2 separate regions of the Mus musculus genome follow, and region 1 is linked to region 2. The links are chromatin contacts, found by POLR2A ChIA-PET in ENCODE. All regions are on one chromosome and are shown on one strand. Each heading gives the region's core, a stretch centred on a gene start or an enhancer-like site at or near the end of the contact. The rest is flanking DNA. Distances are from core to core; before and after follow the strand shown. Region 1 has its middle 72 kb from the start of Gm40217. Region 2 holds the start of Plpp3 (phospholipid phosphatase 3).

Region 1 (5,497 bases), core at 2,746-5,245, 88 kb before region 2:
GGAATTCCAGGACACTGAGGCTGGCTACTTATGCAGGATTAAGGTGATTCTGGAAATAAGCCAGCTTTTCCCAGTGTCCGTGGGGCATTTGCATGCACACACTCATTAAAAGGCTCACGAAGCATTAGAACGAAAATGGGACAGAAACTTACATGATTTTCTGGTATAGTAACATAAGGCTGGAGGCACATCAGGATCACAGCAGATGGGGACCTCTCAAGGGAAGGGAATTTTCCTAGTTTGTTGCCCTGTTACTTATAATACTTCACTTGGAATGGTGCCCAATAAGTCCTTGCTTAATGAGTGACTAAGAAATGGTACCTACCAACTTTCCTAACCTCGCTTGTCTTAGCCTGGTTTTGATTACTTTCAGTAAAATATCTCAGACTGGGTACTTTCTAAAGAATGACAGTTTATTTTGCCCACTGTGGTGGTGTGTGTGATGGTGGCTGTGAAGGCATGTGGGTGTTGGCATGTGATGAGGGTCCCATGCTGCATTTTAACACAATGAAGAGCATCACACTATGGGACAGATTGAGCCTGCCGGCTCTTCTTACAAAGCCATGAATGCCACTAACAAAGCCAGAGGGTGTTTTCACATACAAACCTTTGCAGGATACATTGAAACCACTGCACCATCTTTCTACAGTCTTTAATACACTCCCCAGCCTGCATTCTGGTCACCTTGGAAGAAGCACAATTGTGCCTGTGTAGGGAACTTTTGCCTAACTCTGGGAAGCCCATACTCTCTCTTCCTGCAACTAGGGGTATATTCTTCCCCCCTTGGCCTTGTATTGGCCCTTTACATCTCAATCTTGACATTCAATGCTGTGGCCTGTTCAGTAGACAGGAATTGATTAGCCTAAGGCAAAACTTAAAGGGTGAAAATAATTTGTGTTCAGTCTATCAAGCTAGAACTCTGGCACTGTAAATTGATCCAGAAAAAGGAGAGACTGGTTTGTTTGTTTGTTTGTTTGTTTGTTTGTTTGTTTTCTACATAGGGTCTTCCGGCCAGGATCACCTGGTTGACCTGAAACTTGTGTCCTGATTGACCTCCAACTCACAGGGGTCCTCTGGCCTCTGACTTTTGAGTGCCAGGATTAACGGTAGACACCAAAGTGCTCAACCTAGGCATAACTATTTAAGTGTTCATAACGACTTTAGAAGGGCTAACTATGGTCCTGGCTAGGGAATCTTTGTTTAGACCCCAGCATACACTCTTAGTGTGTCTACACACACAATCCGTTGGTTTGACTCTTTCCCTGTGGAGGCTGAGTTCTTCCACAGCAAGGGCCCTGTTGTCAGAAGTGTCTCATCCCTCAGGCTCACAGGAGTCAACACATGTTTATTGCATAACAGAGTGAATGATGACTAAGGCTCAGAAAGAAGTAACTTCTTCAGTCACAGAGCCAGTCAGTGGCAAGCCTGGCTTGAGCCCCTGACCTCAGGAAATCTCATCTGTCCCCAGTGGCAGGTCTCCTCCCAAATGTGCTCTCTAGAAGCCAAGCCCTCAGAAACACCTTGTCAGTGGTGAAGACAAGCCAGAGACATTTCATTAATTCTGATCACTCTCATGCATCTGATTTGCCAGGTCACTGAGGGTTTCTGGCACACAGAAAGATTTGGGGAGATTCCTTTTGCATCTCCAATTCATAATTCTGCCTACTCACTGCTCGATCTTCCTCATATTTAAGAAGTGTTAACCAAGTTCATGCAACCCCAGATTTTCACAGCAGTTTCTGACCCAGAATCACACTTCCCATTCTGCCCCTGCAAACCTACAGTGGTTTTACCAAGCAGATTCTCCTTAAAGCGCTTCACCCGACAGCCTTTTGAGATGATGCTTGGACTCTCTCAGGACGTGCTCCACAGGAGAAAAGCTAGGGCATGGGTGGGATAGGAAATGACCACAGGGTCAATAGAGAGACCCGGGTTCTGAGCCCTGCCTTGCCATACACTAAGGCAGGCACACAGCAGATAATTCCTAGCTGCAGAAATGAGGTCTGACCCACATCAGACTTGGCCCGCAAAGGTCAAGACTCCAAAGACAGGGTTGTCTTTGGAATATTTGAAAGACTATCAAGGAGTGTAGTATAGTTTAGTGTGTGTGTGTTGATATTGTGGTATCTCTGTCTCTCTTTCTCTGTGGCATGTATGTATGTATGTATGTATGGTGTGTGTGATGTGTGTGTGTATGATGTTTTGTGTTGAGTATGTGGTGTGTGTGTGTGTGTATGCGTGGTGTAGGGGGTAGGGATATCTGTGGGGGAGTAAGAGGGTGGGGGGGCTCTCTGTATATGTGTCTTTCTCTGTATTACCTATCTAACTATGTTCAACAGAGAAACATGGTCTTCAATGCCAGGCCTACCATTCTCTTACTTTGACTATCACTGGTCATCTACAGCCAGTTCCTTAGGTGAATACTAGAATTCAGATTTCTGTACCCAGTGTTCACCAATCCCTTGCTTTGTGATCTTAAGTCCTAAATGCCCTCTGGGACCCCTCCTTTCTTCACTTCCTTGGCTCTATAGCAGAGCAGGAATGCACAAGCTCTAGGCTCCAACGTGCAGATGGAGCTTAGGAAAGATGCTTCTCTGTGTCTCTGTTTTCTCCTCTGTAAATAGTGCCTGTTTAGTTGACTTATTACCACAAAGAACAAAGGATTCTAAAATACACGAAGGCCCATTTTTAAGTGCTAAGGGAAAATCACTTTCATAGGGGTGACCATTATTAGTAAGAAAAAAGGAACTTCTATATTCCCAATTCTCTCACAGTTTCACACATATATATATAATGGGCTTTGATCATATTCACCCTCATTTTCCTTTTACCCCTCTCCACCTCCGATTGAACTTCTTCTCAACAAGTTTGGTGTGTGTGTGTGTGTGTGTGTGTGTGTGTGTGTGTGTGTGTGTGTGTGAGAGAGAGAGAGAGAGAGAGAGAGAGAGAGAGAGAGAGAGGCGGGGGGGAGAGAGGGGAGGAGAGGTTTATTTACCTAAGCAATGACAACTATTTTTAAAATTTAAAAATATAGAAAGTCAAGTCTTAATGAGATATCAAAAAACAAACACCACTAGACAGAGCCCAGGGGAAAGGGCAGTACACCTGATGCCCGAGGTCCAGCCCCAGTCTCACGACATTCTTATGCTGTGATCTTAAATAATTAGTAAGCCTCGCTGGTCTCCACTTATTTCTTAGTAAAATGAAGGGGTGAGCCCTCCCCAAGGGCCTTCTAGTTCCTATATTCTGTGGGTACCGGGACCTCTGCCCCTTTGCACCTGTTCCTTCTGGGGTTGAACCACGTGTGGCCAGGGAAAGTCGATTTCCTTAGTGGATTTCTCCGAATCATATACATACTTACCTTCCTACTTTGACCTATCCTTTGTTTGCCTTGCTGTCTCCCTAATCCTCCACACTGAGCACTTCTAGAGGGCATGGCATGGATGGATTAATATAAAAGGTTAAGAGTAAGGAAGGCAGATGGGGTCCATTTTGAACTTTGGCTCCCACTATCTTGGTGATGTTGGATAAGCCACTTCAAGCCTCCAAGTCTCGATTGCTTCGACTAAAAAGAGACAGCAATATGTGAATCACGGGCATCTGAGGAGGAACATTAATCCGATTGCTGGAACAGACACAGGAAAGGGCTGGGAGTTGTCTTTCCAGAAACGTGAGGTGTGGCTGAAAATAAGAATACCGTGTTGGTAAAATGCATGCAACGGAGTCGATCCGCTTGGAAATGCCAAACTCCACCGACCAGGCATACCCCCATAATAAACTACCAGGCACAAAGATATTAAGCTTCAACCATCCTGGCAGCGACTGAGGGACACCACTAGCTACCCCCATGGCCTTGGGCGGAGCCTGTTCCGCCCGCCCGCCCACTAGGCGGTCTCCACGCCCTGCCTTTCTCAAGCCGCGAAAAGGAGGAGCTGGAGCTCTTGTGCAAAATCCCCTCAGCTGTGATTGCACCCCAGACAAAGACACTGCTACAAAAGCAGACTGTATTTGCATTCTAAAGTCACGCGGCCGAACTCAGAAGCCCAGGATGAGATCCAAGCAGTCGAGGACAATAAAGGCTTCTCTGTCCACCTGGCAGCCTGGCAGGACACAGGCCTAGGACAGACAGGCACTCAGGGCGACGGGAGGATCCCTGCAGCCCAGGGATCCCAGCGGTCTTCCTAGGGAAAGAGAGGTTCTCTAGGTGGGAGAAGGCAGAGAGCCAAGGCGTCAGGAACTGCCCGAAATGCTGGGTCCTCACACAGTAAGAAGTGCCACGCGAGCCTATTGCAGGGAAAAGAAAACAAAAGGAAAGTCAGATGTTCTTAGGGGAATCTGTGTTTATTAAAACCGACGATAGAGAAATAAGTACTCTGCCCAGGGCCTCAGAAACAGCCCTGTCACGACCTCTTTCCATCCCTCTATCCCTCTCCTTTTGCAGCTTCAGGTCCACCCGCTGCCACAATCTAATGGGCGAGTGTACCTGTCACACACAAAGCTGGTCAGTCCAGTTCCTCTATCCATTGTCACCTGAATCTGAAGGACAACGAGCAGAAGGCACGCGGATTTGCCGACTATTACCAACAGATTCTCCAGACCACGGCAGAGTGGGTCCTCATGCTATCAAATAGTCCAACTTTACAGAGCTTTCTCTCTTGCTACTCGGAGCTACTGTGTTCCATGGTCCTTGTTCTCAACCTCCAAAACCCTCTTCTCCGCCGTTGCTCATCTTGTTCTTGTTTGATTGCAGACATGGATGCAATCAATTAGACCAGAACTTCAGAAACTCTTCCTCACCCACTGCAAACCTGCCCTCCACCCCCGCCCCACTCCTGGAACCCCCTGCTTTCCTCTGGTGCAATCTCAGCATTATTTTCATGGGTGGAATAACCATAGGGCTTTTAAACATTACTTTCCCGTCTCTGAGTCAGTTTGCTCAGCAGACAAATATTATCTCATCTCCCTCATCTTTAAGAGGAAATTGAAACAAGAACGAGACCAAGGCGAACCGTCTCTTTTGACTCGCTATGCCTCTTTTCCCAGTTACTTCGCAGCTCTCAATCCCTGTGTTTTGGATAACCATGCCAATAATCTTCATCCACCTTCAGAGGAACAATTCTGTAAAAATGCTGTAATATTAGCCCATTAAGTTGTAATATAAGCCCTTAAGTTGGCCAAAGCCTTCATTATTAGTTTAAGTTATTGCAAAGAATGAATTCAGTGCCAACTGGGAGCGCTTTTTACAGCATTGCTTGTCCACTATGTGGTAGGCACCATTCTAAGACATAAGGCAACAACAAAGAATGAGAGAAGTGTGGTCTATGTTTCTGGACACCTTATCTGGAGAGTAGGAGAAGCAACTGAAGACCAGGAGAAGAGCCCAGGGGGTGACTATAGAGCCAGTCTTATAGGCTAGGTCTCACACTGTGTTGGAACACAATGCATACTTCCTTGCCCTGCACCAGAATCAAAGGCGTCAGGACCTTATCAGTGATAA
Region 2 (5,783 bases), core at 2,170-4,669:
GCTTTATAAGTGGTACAGTGGAACATACACTAAATGACTTGTATCTTTAAAGGCAGCTAATAGAGTTTAAGACAACCGGAGATCTCTGGGGTTCTCATGGCACTCCACACCCCAGAACTAACGTGAGGAGAAAGTGAGAAGGGGTACCCTACTAAAAGAGGAGTAAAAAGGGTTTCAGAAAACCTACGAGACAAAGACTTGTAATTGTATTTAAAAGCAATTAGTGGAGAAAGGTAACTGTGGTCGCAGGTAAGCTCCCAACAGGCTTCTCTCATCCCGGATTCTCTTGGCTTTCAAACAAGAGTGGGCTTTTTGTTTTTCACCCAGTATTTAACACTCCCAAAAGGTATGTGAAGCAAGTTACACCACTCGCATATTTCCACTTACATAACAGGCACATCGCAACATCAGCTTTTAGTTTTTCCAGATACTAAGAGATGAAGCTTGGTCTATATTCCTATGGGAGAATAAATAGAAAACTGTCTCTCTTCCTAATATATTAGTACCCTGTAATGCGGACCATATGATCAATAAACTGTAGAAAAATTAAATCATACTGACAGTCTCAGGCAAAAACTGAACCAAGTAGAAACATTTTTTTTAGGACAGCAGTGCGTAGAATATTAAAATCACATGTTGCATTATTAAATCTTCTTTTGGAAGCCAAACAGAGTTATGTTGCATAACTACCTCAAGATACACGCTAATCTTACAGATAGTTTTTCCAATTAAAGGTATCAGGAGGTATTTAATCAGTAATACTGTCCTATAGTCTGTGCTTATGCCGAAGTTTGACAACTGGTTTTAGAATTTTCACTCTGGAGAGGCACTTGCTGCAAATGAAGAGTTGAAGTGCATGCACATGTACCACACCCCTACATTCCACCCTGAACACACAGAAAAACATCTCGGGGTGTCATCGTCCCTGCTTACACTATAGTTAAACAGGTATTACTCTCTGCACATGGCTTAACACCACTTTCTTCTAATAAGAATGCAACGTTTCTAAGTGCACCCCACCCACCATCAGAAGAATGTCTAGAAGGGAGAGCAATGGGTGCGAAGGCTGTCGTCGGAAATCCAGCTCTTGCTTTCCTAAGGATAAAGCAGGAGGCAGGGGGCTTGCCAGCACAGGTACCAGAGAAAGTGCTGATCCCACCCACCAAGGAGACACTCAAACCCTGGGAGGCCTCAGCCCAGGTAGCTGCTGCACCCAGCTTCTATGCTTCTAAGTATTTAGTGGTCTCATCCTCCTCCTCACCCCAGGACCTGGAAGGGTCTTTTAAAAATTCAACAACTTGATTATAAGACCTTAAGTCATCTGGCTCACTACGCATGATAATAAGCCTGCCGCCACCAGGAAGGCAGGCCCCCCAGTGACAAGTCCTCTGAATAGCATCCTAAGGTTGAGCGCCTGGGATCTGAGCAGAGAATTGGATCTCCATAACTACTACTGTAAGCCCCCTGGCCTTTCACAGCCCGTAATCTTCCCTCCAACTGTCCCTATCACAAGAGGGCCATTCTTAATTTTAAATTCTAAGAAACCCATCGTCTCACAGAATTCTAAGGAAGGTAGTCCGGCAAGAACAAGAGGCCACTGCCTAAGAGTCTTCAATGAAGGAAGTTAAGCCAGGTCGCCACAGCCTGCCCCGGCTAACCCCCTTCCAAAAGGATGAAGCCTCCGTGCAGGAGTTCTTTCTATTTTGGGGGAACTTAACTGGGAACACAGATGTTTCTTCCGTTAGCCGTGTTGGCAGAGCGGCTCCTGGACGGCATCCGAGTTCTTAATGCAGGAAGGGGCCTCACAGACCATCTACTTGAATCCACTCATTCAACTGAGGAGGATACTGAGGCCAAGGGGGTACTTAGGTGGCACACCCAGCTGGTGGCAGAGGGGCAATGCTTTGGTGACAAGTTTTCCACACATTTACATCAAAAGTCGCTTTAAAGGAAAAAGTCCTATTTTTTTACTTCAACCCTGGATGTATGTCAATTGCTCCCCCCCCCCCCCCGTTTAATAAATCCTTTTTCTCCCACTTCAATTCCTGAGCCTCCCACCGCTCTTTCAGCTGAAACTTGCATCTGTTCTAATAGTTGAGCTAGCGCCTCAACTTTGAGGGAGTGTAGCTCCACTGTGGCCCCCAAGCAAGACTGTGGCAGGCAGCCTTTCTTTCAGTGGCCTCCCGGCACAAGTCAGGGAGTGAGCTAGTTTAAAGCTGATGCCCGGGAAGCGGCCTATCAACTGGCACACAGTAGGCGCTCAACAAGTGATGTGCTCCTCGCTGCCCAGCACCTGGCCCGGTAGAGCCGCGTTCCACCCTCTGGGGCTTTCAGCCAAGCGAGTAGCGAGTGACAAGGCCGGCTAGCGCGACTGGCCCTGCAAGGCAGCGCGACGGAAGGGGTGGATGTTTACATGCAGCCGGGACGAGCAGCGCCACTCCGGCAGGAGCCTGCCTTGCTCGGAGACCGAGATGGGTCTCACTCGCATCTGACTCGGATACAGAGCAGAGAGCCACAGGTTTCCTCCATATCTTGGAGCTCGAGCTCACACCTTCCGAGGTGCTGGGCCGGACTCCCAGCTGGAGATCACCCCTAAGGAGGTGGTTCCAGCTGCCGCGAAAGCACAAGCACGCCCCAACTTGAATTCGCAGGCCGGGGATTGGGGGTCCGGGAGGGCGGGGAGCTCGCGGCCAGCACGGCGCCCGGGGGTGGGGGAGATGGCTGCGGGACCCTGGGGGCTGACAGCGCAGCGGGGCCCGGGGCCCGGAAGGGGTTGGGTGGGACCCGTGGGACTGCGCTCACCCATGAAGAGGCAGAAGAGGTCCAGGCAGATGAGCAGCACCCGCTTGCTGCCGCCCTTCCTCGGGTTGTTGTTGAGCGCCGGGCTGCCGCCGTTCTTACTCTCAGGGACGATCGCCTTGTCGTACTTGTAGCTTTGCATGGCGCTGGCTGCGGGGAGCCTCCCGGGGCGATGCGGGCCGCCGCTGCTCAGGAGCGGGTATGCGGGCTCGGGACGCGGCGGCGAGAGTGCAGCCCGGCGGAGTAGTTCCAACTGCAGACGCGGGTAGGTTTCCCCTCTGGGCGCCTCTGCTTTCCTCTCAACCCCAAACTGTTCGCTAGTCCAAGGGGAAGAGAGCCAAATCCCGAGCAGGAACTTTTGCAGAACTGTGCTGCCCCGGACGCGTCCGGCTGGCGTGCGTCTGCGTGCTGGAGTTTGCGAGTGGGCAGCGTCGGCGTCCCGCCACGATCCTCCGCAGCTACTTAATGAATGGAGCAGCGCGGAGCCCTGCAACTCCGCAGCGTCCTGCAGCTAGCTCTCCTCAGCGTCTGCCCAACTCCAACTCTGCCTCCTCCTCCTGCTCCTCCTCCTCCTGCTGCTGCCGCCCGGGCTGCCGCTGTGATCGCTCGGTTTGTTTTCTGAGCTTATATTTCACGAGCGCCTTTAAAAAGCGAGGGGGGAGGAGAAGGACCTCCTTACTTGGCTCCAACAAGATTCAGAAAGCACAGCCCCTTCCTTAAGCTGCCTAAAACGTAGGATAATTAAGGCCACATTTCCCCCACCCCTTTTCCAAAAAAAAAAAAAAAAAAAAAATCGTAAAAGAAAAAGTTGTTCTCAAACCAGAGAATCAGGGAGCCCCTAGCGTTCAGAAACTCCAAAGCATCACAAAAGGGGAGGAAAAAAAACATATAAATAAAATTTTTTTTTCTTGCTGGCCTTTGATTAGAGGTGGGGAGAGGATCGGTGGGAGGTCTATAATACTAAAATGCTTTCTTTATTTACTTGTTTATTTATTTACAAATTTCAGCCTTGAATTGGATTATCCTAAAAATTCAATTTTCAAGGAAAGCTAGGTTGGTTGTTGTTTTGCTTTTAACGCTCAGCACCGGATAATTGTGCTAGATTCCGAAGATCCTACGGTGTAAAAGACTCCGGGCTGGGCGGTGGTGGCGCACTCCTTTAATCCCAGCACTTGAGAGGCAGAGGCAGGCGGATTTCTGAGTTCAAGGTCAACCTAGTCTACCGAGTGAGTTCCAGGACAGCCAGGACTACACAGAAAAACCCTGTCTCGAACCTCCCCTCCACCCCCCCCCCCCCCGAAAAAAAAAGAGACTCCAGAGCCAGACCCCCTGTTCTAGAATCCTATGTCTCTGTGCCTTAATTTCCCCGCGAGTAAACTACAGACACCAAAATATTTCTCCCCAGGCAGTCATGGTGGAGATATAATTGATTCTTTCTCATGTGCTTCTGCAGCAAAGCTTGCACAACAGAGGAGCTCGGTGAGTTGAGCCAATACTACTAGTTCTGAACGTGGGTAACCAAAGCCAAGCCTGCCCGCCTCTTTCCTAGTCCAGCTGGCCTCCGGCATACCTGAGCATTATTGGCCTTGACTTTCAAGGAATCTGATGTTTCCCTTTGAATACTTTTTATATGGTTTTATATGATTTTTAAAGTTGATTACTTTTTTATGAGCTGGTTTTTTGTTTTTTGTTTTTTTTTCCTTCAAGAGAATCAACACTTGAAGGGTCAGGACCCTCCCTTACATTTTCCTTAGTATCAAGCTTGGAGCACAGTACATAGCATACAAATGCACATTTCTTCCAAGGGTCTTTATAATACAGAGGTGGAAATGGCTCAATGGTTCTAGCATTGTTGTTTGTTTGTTTGTTTGAGACAGGGTCTCTCTCTCTCTCTCTAGCCCTAATATGTCTTAGAACTCACTATGTAGACCAGGCTGGCCTCAGACTCACAGAGATAGATCTGCCTGCCTCTGCCTCTCGAGAGCTGGAATTAGATGCAGCTGGTTCTAGTTTTTATAAAAAGATTATTCTATCTAGTATTCTATATCAGTCTATACAGACTAGTGTTTTGCCTGCATGTATGTCTGTGTGCCATATGCTCGAAGCACTCACAAAGGCCAAGGAGGGCTGTTAGATCCCTACAACTGGAGTTACAGATGACTGGGAGCCACTGTGTGGGTGCTGGGAACCCAATCTGGGTCCTCTGCAAGAACACTAGTTGCTCTTAATCACGGAGCCATCTCCCCAGCTCCAAGTCCTAGCTTTTGGATGGATAGTACAAATGATATCCGACTGCCCTAGTGGGCCACTCCATAACTCTGTATCCCACCGCCAGCCCTCTTGAGTATCCCTTTTATTGCCTACCGCTTCGGTCCCACCCCTCTACCTACATCATAAACCTTCCTCCCCTCAACTAGCACACTGTTTCTCCTCCGGTGCACCCTGATCTTTCACCCCCTCTCCTTGTCCTGCTTGGTTCCAGCACAGGATTAATTTTACCTTCAATATTTCGCCTAGGCCACTCGTGCAACACTCAGTCTAACTTGGTGTCAGTTAACAAAAACTAGTCATTTGTGTAAATGGCCTTTGACGTGGGACCGTTGATTATCCTCAGTGAGCCTCTGTAGTGCTCAGGGTTTGAGGTATGCTGAATTAAGCCCACATTGGACCTAATTAACGATGAGACTGGCAAGGAAAGGCAAAGTCCTGTCTTCTGAAAGCAAGATGCACCAAGAAAGTGCTGGAGCGGACGTGTCAGCTGCCAATCAGAGGCATCCCGCCCATCAAAGGAGAGCAGGTGAGGCCCCTTGGCATCTAAGAGAAGTTCCTTGAAACCCCCTTCAGGAGAAGCAGCACAGCCTCACCTGGGAAAACAGCAGCAACAATGCGAAGCTAATGTTATAATTAACAGCACTCTAAAAGGAATTCTGGGTACCCGAGGTTCTTCCATGCTCACAATCCTCTTCTTCACGTGCAGAAACCTC

Evidence for each region. ChIA-PET counts read pairs that join two places held with the same protein, here RNA polymerase II (POLR2A).
Region 1: POLR2A ChIA-PET joins it to region 2 with 13 read pairs in embryonic stem cell. The contact joins the enhancer-like site here to the promoter of Plpp3 in region 2. POLR2A ChIA-PET finds 5 or more read pairs at or near these places in 3 of 5 experiments (Patski and embryonic stem cell).

What each region holds. Positions count from the first base shown.
Region 1 is chr4:105,244,254-105,249,750 of GRCm38, reverse strand. No RefSeq gene overlaps it. Among named protein-coding and RNA genes, the nearest start is that of Gm40217, 72 kb to the left of the region's middle. Within about 2 kb of position 3,995, at least 1 of the 3 ENCODE cell types and tissues checked has a DNase peak (open chromatin) inside an H3K27ac peak, as active enhancers do.
Region 2 is chr4:105,154,983-105,160,765 of GRCm38, reverse strand. It overlaps Plpp3 (phospholipid phosphatase 3), which reads right to left and starts at 3,419. Exons shown (of 6, transcript NM_080555.2): 1 at 2,803-3,419. The coding sequence starts at 2,941. It overlaps Gm29838 (a long non-coding RNA gene), which reads left to right and starts at 4,095. Exons shown (of 2, transcript XR_376486.3): 1 at 4,095-5,783.